Regions from separate parts of the Homo sapiens genome. Here region 1 is linked to region 2. A link is a contact called in ENCODE Hi-C or POLR2A ChIA-PET data. All regions are on one chromosome and are shown on one strand. The core of a region is the stretch at or near the end of the contact, and the rest is flanking DNA. Distances in the headings are between cores, read along the strand shown. Region 1 overlaps BIVM-ERCC5 (BIVM-ERCC5 readthrough). Region 2 holds the start of BIVM (basic, immunoglobulin-like variable motif containing).

Region 1 (5,222 bases), core at 2,596-5,095, 72 kb after region 2:
CAGGTCTATGCAAATTTTTATATGAGTGATCTTTGGCTTATATAGAGGAATAGGATTTTAAACATTTGAATTAAGGAATTAAAGTCCTAGTATGTTTAGGTAGTTAATCAACTGACTTAGTTAAACTTTGACTAGTTACCCGAGATCTCCACAGTGAACAAAAGGTGGTGGAGAGGGGAAGCAGGCCGCGCCTGGGCCTGTATTCGGGTTTCTGGCACTGATCTTCTTCTGTTCATCCAGCAAATATATGTTTGGTGACTCCTATATGCCAGTTGTTCTTAACAAGAGGGAAGGAACAGAGAGTAAAATAGTAGGAGAAACAGATGATAAGCAGATACATAAATCATAATTTGACAGTTGGTGGTAAGTGCCAAATAGAAAAATATAACAGTAAAGGAGAGGAGAGAGTGAACTTCAGGCATCGAGAGTGCAGGTGCTGTTTCAGAGAGTTGTTGGGAAAGGCTTTACTCGTGTAACTTCAAGGCAGGGACCTGCAGGAAATAGGAAGCAAGCACTGTAGATAGATACCTCGGGACTAGTGAGTGAAAGGGGCTGAGGCAGAAGCTTGTGGGCTGTGTTCTAGGGAAGCAAGGAGGCCAGTGTGAGAGGAGGAGGGAGGAAATGGCAAGGGTTAATCTTAGAGAATAGGAAGAAGCTGAAACCCACCAGGGTCTGGTGTGCTAGGGTATGCAGGCAGATTGAATGTGGGGTGGGAGAAGAATGAAGTCGAGGAGGATTCCAGATACTGAGCAGCTGGTCGAGTGGACCTGCCTTCAGTAAGACAAGGAGGGAGCACAGTGGAGGAGGAGAAACGAAGTGTTCAGGTTTGGATATGATAAATTGGGGATGCTCATTGGATACCCAGTGGAGGTGTTGAGTTGATAGTTGAATATATGTGACTGTGGTTCAGAGAGACTCAGGCTAGATAGCTAACTTTGGGGGTCAGCGTATAGAGGGTATTTAAAGCTATGAGAATGGATGAAACTTTAAAAATATTAACAGAATGCCATTGAATAAAATAATTTATTTTCAAATAATAAGATATTTTTGGTGGTTGGATATAGATATAGATATACACACGTACATGATTTATATAATAAAATGTTTATAAATGTCATATAAGAAATCTTGATAAAAATTAAAAAATATTGTTACTCTTTAGGATTGGACCGGAATAAGTTAATAAATTTGGCTTATTTGCTTGGAAGTGATTATACCGAAGGAATACCAACTGTGGGTTGTGTAACCGCCATGGAAATTCTCAATGAATTCCCTGGGCATGGCCTGGAACCTCTCCTAAAATTCTCGTAAGGTCTTTTATTTCTTTAATTTGGATAATTGTGTAAATACCCAAATAAGCAAATAGAACTATTATTTACAGCATGAACTGTCATGCTGTAACATGTGAACAATGGTTCACTGAGAAAGCAGCAGAAAGTATTGGTTGTTTTCCATTTTCTAGAGATGATGAAATCAGAGTCAGTTCTTAGTGGTGCTGGGCTTATCCTAGTTCAAGGGTACAAAGCCAGTCCTGTGGATTTCACAGGAATGTAGAAGTTGCCTTTTCATCCATTGACATACTTATAGAGCAGCTATGATGTGTCAGACACTGTGCTGGCCCTGGGGAAAGGAGAGATGAGTAAGGCATAGGCCATACCCTCAAGGACTCCCCCCATATACTTGGAGGTGATGGAGAAGCAAAGCAAATTGTACTTGTCTGTGTGTTTGGTGTCCTGAGAGAGGTCAGCCAGGAAGCGACTTGGAAATATAATGCCAGGAATGTTACATCCAGCACTCCTGTCCTGTTTCTCACCATGTGAATCCCGTGACGTGTTCAGTGGTGAAGTCTTGCTCCATCCAGAACCCAGAGTCGTGCTATACTCGGGGTACATTTATCATTTTGAAGATTCTGAGATGGTAGGAGTTATGAGTATGTCTGGGAAAGTAGTTTTTTCTTTGTCCTTGATGGCATCTTTTTAAAAAATTGAAATATAGTCACATACCACAGAGTTCACCGATTTAAAGTGTACAGTTCATTGGTTTTTAGTGTATTCACAAGATTGTGGTGGCATCTTTTAACCGTCACTATGTCGTGAGATGCTGTTTGGTGGTGGCTGATTTAATGATCCTTGAGTGTTCTCTCCAGTTACATATCCTGTGTTTGAAAGATGCTAGGATGCTCTGACCTGAAGAGTCAGTGACTGGAATCACTGAAATGAACGGCGAAACTGTTGTAGTGATCATGGTCTTCCAGTCATAGCACACTCACCAATGTGTTGTATTTTATACTTTCTTCATTTATCTTTTTCTGATTTTCTTATTGTTGAGGAAATTTATATACCGGGAATGAGTTATGAGGTAGACATACGTCATGGTAGGTAAATAACTTGAAAACCTACAAATAACTTTATTATACAAATAAAGTAAATACATCATAGAAAATTATAAATATGTATTAAAAAGATGATTACAGTTTACAATTTGTTTATGTAATTTTAGACTTCACACATATATATGCATATACATTGCATATATATGTATACTCATTTGAGTGTGTGTATGATTTTTTTTATAAGAATGGGATGATGCTATATACTTTTTATTTTACCTGTAACCCATTTGGTATTAGAACAAGACCTATTATCAACGATGATATAGATTTATATCGTTTTTAATGGCTACAGGTAGTATCTTTTTGCGTCTATCAGGGCTAGTTTAATCAAGTGTCTTTTGTTATTTCTATTTTTAGAAAGGTATTAACAGACATTGATTTGAGTGTCCTTAATCTTCGGGTTCTTATCTAATGATTATTTTAGAATAAGTGAAATAGTATCTGACTTTTCCATTTGGTTTCTTGATAACTATTGAGAGTGAATTTTTTATGTTCATAGACGGTTTGTGTTTCTGATTTAGTGAATGACCTGTTTATGCTGTTCCACTTTTCTTTGTTCAGCAGTTTTTGCTCGTTTGTTGCCTGCTGAATCATTTTCATATTTGAGCAGTTTCTGCCTTTGGTCCTCCAGCTCGTTGATGCCAGATAGGAGCAGCCTTCGCTCTGCCTGGCTCAGGACATTTAGGATGAATACAGAGTAAAGAGCAGGAAGGATGGTGGGAAACCAGTAAAATCAGAATGTGGCCTCACTTTGTTTTCTGTTCTCCTCTTCTGAGGGCACCCTGGCTGGTGAATCATTCTTAGAGTGGGGCTGCATTGGGCCTGCAGGTTGAATTGAGCTGTAGTCACATTTGGTTTGGACTACACGGTGTATTCTTCTCTTGAGCTTTAATTTTCAATTGGCTACCAACATTTACCTTTGGGAGATTTTACACAAAATTATGGATTCTGTTGGGGGAAAAAGGAGAGCTGAAAATACTGGGCCTGAATTTCTGGATAGCCCCAAAATAGCTGGCATGGAGCAACAGCAGTTCCCCTCCCCTACCCCAAGGCCTTGGACTGGGCATGAATCCTTCAGTTTCATCACAGTTGCCTCCACTCCCCCAGCTCAGCTGATTGACAGACACCTTCCTCCTTTCATCTTTATGTGAAGTGCCAGGCCCTCCTGCTTGAAGGAGTAACCATAGCTTTGGCTTGATGAGCTCACAAGTGCACTGATTCTAACTGCCAGTCATGATTACAGTTTCAAAAACGAAAATCTGCAAGTAAAGTAGAGGAGAATTATCGGTATTCTCTCAGTGCACTCCTGGAAAGAATGTTGTAAAAGTAATGAAGAAAAATTATTTTTTCCTTTTTGCATTTTGTTGTTATAATACTTTGAAGACCGCAATTAGTAATTTCCAACGCTAGATGGCACTCCTGCATCGGTGAGGCGGACCCTGGCCCTGACAGCCGGTCTGAGTGGGTTCCTAATGCTGCACTAGCAAGCTTGTGAAGCGGGGGAGCCTGAGCTGCGGGCGTTTTTTCAGGTTCCATTGAGTACATAGATTGGTGAGGATTATGTTAGTAACTTTGATGGCATTTATTTTTTCCTAATTGTGTAAATGTTTCTGGTCAGTCGTCACTGCATTACAAACTACCTTCAGCCTTAGTGGCTTCACACAGCAGTAGTCACTGATTTTGCTCATGCCTCTGAAGCTCGCTCAGGCCTGGTGGGGGTGTCTTGTCTCTGTTCCATGTCGGCTAGGACAGCTCAGCTGGGCTAGGACCCCTTAAGATGGCTCGCGGGGCTGATGAGGTGGCTTCGGCCTCGGGGCCTGGGTGGACACTTGGTGAGCTTGGCTTCCTCATAGCATGTTGGAGCCAAGAGCAGGAGGTCCAGGGGACAGGAAGTGGCGAGGGCCTCCCCTAGGCCTGGCACGGCTTGAGTCACACTGGTCAGCCATGGCCGCCCTGCTCAAGAGGAGGCCACAGGGACCCCCTTCGTGATGGGAGGAGGGTCCAAGAGTGTGTCGCTGTCTTTATCCGGCCGATTTAGGCTTAGAATGGAAAACATTGAAAAATGAATAAAATATAAAGAAGAAAATGAATGGCTGTGTGCTCACGTAGAATATTGCCTAGCACACAGCGAAATAATAGTTGTTAGTGTTATTTATTTTAAGTATCTGTTTACTTTTCTCATATATGTGTTTTTTCCAAAACTGGAATCATACTTTAAGTAGAGTTCTATTATCTCTGTTTTTGTATATATTTATTTGTTTTACATACATATGTATTTATATATATATAAAATGTTAAATTTTAAAAACAGATACATGTATCTGTTTTTACAGATTTTTTAAACAAATTTAACATTTTCTTGGCATATTTACATTTTATTAAATATTCTTCGATCCATTATTGTATTTGATTTGAGGTAAATAATACAGATACATTACTTCCATTTTACTGCTGAGAAAGAGACCCAGAGAAGTTGTAACTTCTGTGGTATAATTATGAGTGTGGGCTCTAGAGGAAGACTGTACCAATTCCAGCTGTGAAATCTTGAGCCAGTTACTTATTTTTGAGTTCAGTTCCCTCCTCTGTGAGGTGAGGGTAACGATAGGGCATGGCTTGTGTGATGATTGGGCATGTGAAATATTTAACACAGTGCCAAGCACAGAGGAAGACTTCCATAAATGTTTGCCATCATTATACATTGTGGCTAATAGTACTAAAATTAATAAAATATTCTATATAGCATACAATTTGAGTTAGAACTTGAGTTTACATGTTCTAAGTTTAGTTCTTCATCCATAGTGTATGAACTATAATGTCTCATTGCTGTGTA
Region 2 (5,844 bases), core at 1,499-3,998:
ACAAAGACAAAAAAACAACCACCAGTGCGCTCCTTGTCTTTCGAGCTATCTCCCTTCCTGAAGTGATCTACCTAATTTCAATAACACTTATCAGTTACTTAAGTCATATATTTCCAATTAAGAAAGTATCATATATGAGCATGAACACAGCTTGATTATTCTTGCTAATGTATGTCTTCGCGGAGTAAATTCTCTACTAATATGTTCCTTGCTCTTTAGCAAATCAGAATTTCCGTTCAAATCTTGAATGTCTTTTTACCAGGACTCATAACTTAGCTTTCAAGTAGAAAGCCTTTATTTTTCTTCTTTCAGTAAAAAAAAAAAAAAAAATATATATATATATATATATATCATGCCAAGTTGTTTTTGTTGATGGAATAACATATATTATTTTATTCAAATACTGCTGTTATAAAATTATATTCCAAATTACCTTTTAAAATATATGGGGATTTGGCCACATGTTGCCCTTGGAATTTAATTTCCACCTTCAGATTTTTGTAGCTTGCATACATTCTGTATCTTACTATGAAGGACCCATCTTTTCGGTCTAAAACCTGGACTCCAACTCTAGTGAATTGCTCCTCTGGTGCTGAGACTTTCACCTGGAAGACCTTTTCGCCTGGAGAAGATGTGAATCTGTGATGAAAAGGCAATGGGGGAGATAAACAGATTTTAACGAACAAACACACAAAGGTTATGCTCTTCAGTCTGGAAACTTGATTATTCTCCTCCACATTCTTCCTCTAACATATGATTGCTTCTTCTTCTCTTATGCTTTTAGTACCAGAATGAATATGATGGATCAGAGATTTAAAAAAATGAGGATGACAATGGCCAAGATAACATGAAACAGTTTCATTAAACAGTCACAATGGAGTATGTTAAGACTATTAATCTATATAAGCACAGAACATACTCATGCATTCCATATGGAAAAATATTCTTACTAACTTATTTCATGCTATCACATCTGGATATTTGTGATCAAATGATGCTCCCAAAGATAATGATCTTATTTTGAAAAATCTCTGCCAATGAATCTTTACAATATCAGTATTATAAATCACGCTCAGGCCTGGCACTGTGGCCCATGCCTACTATCTCAACATCTTGGGAGGCCAAGGAGGGAAGACTGCTTGAGGCCAGGAGTTCGAGATCAGCCTGGGCAACAAGGTGAGATCCTGTCTCTACAAATAATAATAATAATAATAAAAAACAAATAGCCAGGCGAGGTGGCACACGCCTGTAGTCCCAACTACTAGGGAGGCTGAGGTGGGAGGATAGCTTCAGCCTGGGAGGTTGAGGGTACAGTGAGCTGTGATTGCACCACTGCACTCCAGACTAGGCTAGGAAGTGAAACCCTGTCTTAAAAAAAAAAAACTCACGCTCAGCCATGGGCAAAAGCAAAGTAGTAGGTAGTGTATCATCTTTTGCCAAATAACAAAATTTACAACCTGCCTTTTACTTGACAACCTTTTATTCCAGTATTTTTTTCTGTATGAAATACACACAGTCAGCATCCACCAATAATAGAGACAATCATTTCAGAAGTATAGGAATTATAAAAATAAGTTTTAAGTATGATGTTAAAGTATTAAATTCATTGGAACAAAATATTTGTTACAATCATATAGGAGATTAATACTTCGATACTTTCCTTCCGAACTCTGAAGTTTCAAATAGTACTTCATTTTTCTTTTTCAGTTTCAAAACATGCTTACCTGCAGATGTCTCCTTGAAAATTGAGGGCCGCACCAGAGAAAGATGAAGCCCATCAAGTCTCTAACAACTAGGTTTAAATCCCTTATAATAGCTTATGCGAAAAGTAGTTAGAAACAGTATTTCCAGCAAAGTGGAGGGACTTTGTCTTGCCCTGATAATGTGGGAATCTGAATCAAAATTGCTAGGAGATTATTTTATATGTTATATACAATACATTATATTGCATATATTATAATTCGGAACAATTTCTACAGCTACAGAGAAAAATGGGTAACCAAATATCCTGGAATATAAACTGCTGTGGAGAAACGAGTTCTTGGAAAGAAAAATCTTAAAGGGAGAAACAGATTTAACCGCCATCCAAAATAGGTAAGGAGCCGTTTCTCGACTTACTTATTCCCTGATGTATCCACTGCCTGAATATAGAAATAGCGGGCGGGAAGGACGACGTCTGCTTTTAGCCCGGGTCCCCATATTTCGCTCTTCTCCGGGCTCAGCTGCCTTTCTCCGCCGGTCTCGGCGAGTGCTGGAACTGTCGCCAGAAAGAAGCAATAAAGTAGCAAAGTGCCAAACATTTACAAGACGGACTCTCGAAATGATCCACCGATAAATGAAGAAGTGTAAGAGGTGGACAGAAGCAGCCGAGCCTTCGGCAGGGACCCGCCGGCCGATCGCAGCAGCCAACGCGACTGCAAAGGTTGCCGCCCGGCGTGCAGGGCAGGCGCGCGGGTCTCCGCGACCCCAGGACAATCAAAGCCCGTGCCCCGGCGCGCCCAGGTGAGGGTCCCCTGGCGTTCTGCTGTCCCGGCCGAGAACCGCGCTGCTCCTCTCTCTCAGGACAATGATGAACTTGAGTTGCTCCTGCCACTGGAGCATCATTTGGGAGCGAATCCGTCTCAGGTTCCAGCCAAGGTGTAGGGCGAGGGGATTGGCCCGTGCGTCGGGCCAGGCTCAGTAACGCCTTCTCCAAGTGGATGGCGGGGTGGACACGCGTCCCGGCGCCCCGGGCTCCCTGGGATATGTAGTTCGCGACAGGACGAGCGGAAATACTGCCAGGATTTTACCACCTCTCGCCCATTTATTTACTTCTCGGTCACCGCTTTCGGGGGACAGATAAACACCACAGATGCCCATCAAAGGGGCGCACGGGTCTGGAGGCGCAGCTCAGGTTTTTGCGTTGGTCACCCTGCCCTCCGCACGTGGAGAGGGCAGGCATAAAGCACCTTGAAAGGAAGGTGCTGTCAATGCTATCCGACGACCTGTCGCCGGGCACCGCAGCATCCTCGCTCGCTCCGATGGGACGAGGGACGCCGGCCCCAGGGTAACAGGAGGCGCCTCGCCGGCCGCGCGCTGGATGCTGTGATCCAGGTCCGGAGCCGGGTTCCGCCGCGGCCGCAGCGACCCGACCCCACCCGACAGGCCAGAGGTACCCCGGGGCGGGGGGCAGGGGCCGAGGTGGCGGCCGGCTGTGCGCTCTGAGCGCCTGGCCCTCCGCTGGGCACCTGGGCGCCGCCAGCCCGGCCTGCTGCCGCTCTACGCGCAGCCACCTGGGCATTCAAAATTTTTACTTAATTCGATACCGGCCTGGGCTGCCAGGGGTCATCGCCTCTCCGAGCCCCGTGGCGTCCAGATGGAGGCCACTGCATGGGTGCGCGCTCTCCCGGGAAGGAGTAGGGGGAAGAGCTGTGTCGCGGGGGGAAGAGAAGCGCCAGGGAAAGAAGGGCCTAGCCCTCTGGTGAACAAAGCTCGATTAGGAGGTGTCCATGTGGATACCGGTGACCCCTGTGCGGCCGTCGGTCTCCACGCCACGCTGGGCAGGGTCCGGGAACCAGCGCGCAGCGGCCGTCGCCTTCCCCTGCACGCCAGCACCCGGGTCTGGGCCGCCGCCAGGAGTCACGGGCTCACCGCCCTGGTCAGCTTGGCAGTCGGACCCGGAGCCGCCTCCTCTGCCTGCCTCCCTCTTGCCAGCTGCCCCGAAAACCCAGAAGAGCCGGTGGCTCCGAGCCAAGGCGGGCCTGGTTCGGCGCCAGGAAAGGGGGTTTCTTTCCTATTTTCTTTTGTGCAATTGTCATTATTAATGATACCGACTCGTTTACTCAAACAGTCGAATCGGAGCCCCAGCTCTTAGCCCGGATGCAGCAATTGCCCGTGGGCCCCCTTTAACACCAACAGCGTCCCCGGGGCCCGGGGCAAGCATGTTCGAGGCGGTCACCCCCGGGCCTCGGCGCGCTCCCCCTGGCGGAGAGCCTCGTCTTCCGGCCGGTGAGGGAAGGTAGAGGAGGGAGTAGGGGCGAGGAGGCCTCGGCGGCCCTTGGGCTCTGCGGGCTGGGGACTCGGGGTGCCCGCGACACGCGCGGAGGCGCGGGCTGGGTTGGCCACGGGCAGGGAGCGCAGCCGCGCTCCTTCCTCTCTGCCCGCGTCGCCTCCGCGCGCACTGGTTCTGCGCGGCGGGGCTTGGCCTGCGCGACTGTCTACTCCGTCCCGGCGGCCTCGGAGCCCGGCCGAGCGGCGAGCTTGTCAGAGGACGGTGGTGGAAACGCTCCCGGCCTCCCCAGGGGCGCGGGCTGGAGGCTGGCGCCAGGCGCGGAGGACTCCCGGTATCTTTTGACAGGCTGGCGCCTCGGCTCTGGGGACCCGCAGGTCTGAAGGGGAGGAAGGGGCCTGGAGGGCGCGGGAGGACACCGGGTGGGAAGGGTGGCATTAGCTCGGCCGGGGGCTATGCGCCTCTGGTTTCGCCCTCCCGCGCATATTCGACCCTTACGAGGTCACCGGAATGCCCCTGCTCCTCAGTTGCCTTCTATACAGGATATCGATCAGGGTATTTTGTTATACGAAAAGGCTTTACTGAAGAGGTTTTTAGAGATGTTTGGTTCTCTCATAAACTTGATACTTGAGAATACAGACAAAATATAACCTGAAAAGACTACAACCTAGGCGATGAAGATTGGCTTTACAAATGGACGTTTATTTTACAGAACACTTCGTTCAGTGACTTTGAACAATCATGACTCTGGCGGTGCTTTTTAAACTTGCCATTTTATAAATTTTTGCTTTGCATACGAGCAAACCATATTTCTATTGCTTATGACATGATTTTATGAGTAAGCTATTAGTTGAGCCTGAGGTCCTGCAGTCATTCTTAGTAGTAAATTTTTTTTTTTTTTTTTTTGAGACGGAGTTTTGCTCTGATCGCCCAGGCTGGAGTGCAATGGTGCAACTGTAACCTCCACCTCTGGTGTTCAGCGATTCTCCAGCCTTGCCTCCTGAGTAGCTGGGCCTACACGCATGCGCCACCATGCACGGCTAATTTTGTATTTTTTTATTTTTTATTTTTTTTTAGTAGAAACGGGTCTCACCATGTTGGCCAGGCTGGCCTCAAACTCCTGACCTCAGATGATCCACCCGCCTCAGCCTCCCAAAGTGCTGGGATTACAGGTGTGAGCCACCACGCCGGCTTAGTAAATCTTAATATAGCAACACCTCACTTGCCTGGAAGAGGGAACCGCAATCAATCAAAATGAGGGCCTACAGTAATGCCTGGCATGATGCAAACACTTAAAAATTATCTGTTGAATGAGACGTCTACAAATCCTAGGCCCTGGGGATACAATAATCTGGAAAACCAGACTTGCAGGATGCAGACGTTGATCATATGAACAGATATGCACAGAAGTAAGTGTAAAATTGCCACCTGGTAAGACCTGTGTGAGGAAGGTACTAGAGTCTGTACCGGGTCACCTGGCCTAGTTTGAGAAGCCAAGAAGGTTTCCCCCAGAAAGTGACATTTGAGCTGACATTGGAAAGATGAATGGGAATGAGCTAAGTAAGGGAGACAGTATTGGGAGAACCAAAAAGTAATGTGGAGCTTGGGGGGTGGGGGAAAGGAATGAGATGGAGCTAACCAGATAGATCTAGGGACCATCAGGAGTTGGCCTTTTGTTCTAAGAGCAGAGGCTTTCAGGCAGAGGAGTTCTGTGATCATATATATGTAGCAAACTTTATTTTCTAATATCTCTGCACAGGTCAGGTTAGAAGTGTCAACTCACTGGGAATAGTTTATAAATAGAGAAACAAAAGGAGATAAAAGATGAGTCAAAACAGTGACAGCTGCAGCCTATT

The links. Hi-C counts contacts between places; a loop is a spot of excess contacts on that map. ChIA-PET counts read pairs that join two places held with the same protein, here RNA polymerase II (POLR2A). Pooled maps may share reads with other maps.
Region 1: a pooled map shows a loop between it and region 2 (3-fold over the local background). The contact joins the enhancer-like site here to the promoter of BIVM in region 2. A Hi-C loop is called at or near these places in 4 of 50 pooled maps. POLR2A ChIA-PET finds 5 or more read pairs at or near these places in 2 of 52 experiments (H1 and activated CD4-positive, alpha-beta T cell).

Annotation. Positions count from the first base shown.
Region 1 is chr13:102,866,951-102,872,172 of GRCh38, forward strand. It overlaps BIVM-ERCC5 (BIVM-ERCC5 readthrough), which reads left to right. Exons shown (of 23, transcript NM_001204425.2): 20 at 1,163-1,307. It overlaps ERCC5 (ERCC excision repair 5, endonuclease), which reads left to right. Exons shown (of 15, transcript NM_000123.4): 12 at 1,163-1,307. Among named protein-coding and RNA genes, the nearest start is that of ERCC5, 24 kb to the left of the region's middle. Within about 2 kb of position 3,846, at least 3 of the 41 ENCODE cell types and tissues checked have a DNase peak (open chromatin) inside an H3K27ac peak, as active enhancers do.
Region 2 is chr13:102,796,371-102,802,214 of GRCh38, forward strand. BIVM (basic, immunoglobulin-like variable motif containing) reads left to right here and starts at 2,749. Exons shown (of 11, transcript NM_017693.4): 1 at 2,749-3,151. POGLUT2 (protein O-glucosyltransferase 2) reads right to left here and starts at 2,606. Exons shown (of 10, transcript NM_024089.3): 1 at 2,119-2,606; 2 at 434-639. The coding sequence starts at 2,300. RefSeq lists an enhancer at 2,756-2,975 and silencers at 3,036-3,305, 3,866-3,915, 3,946-4,375.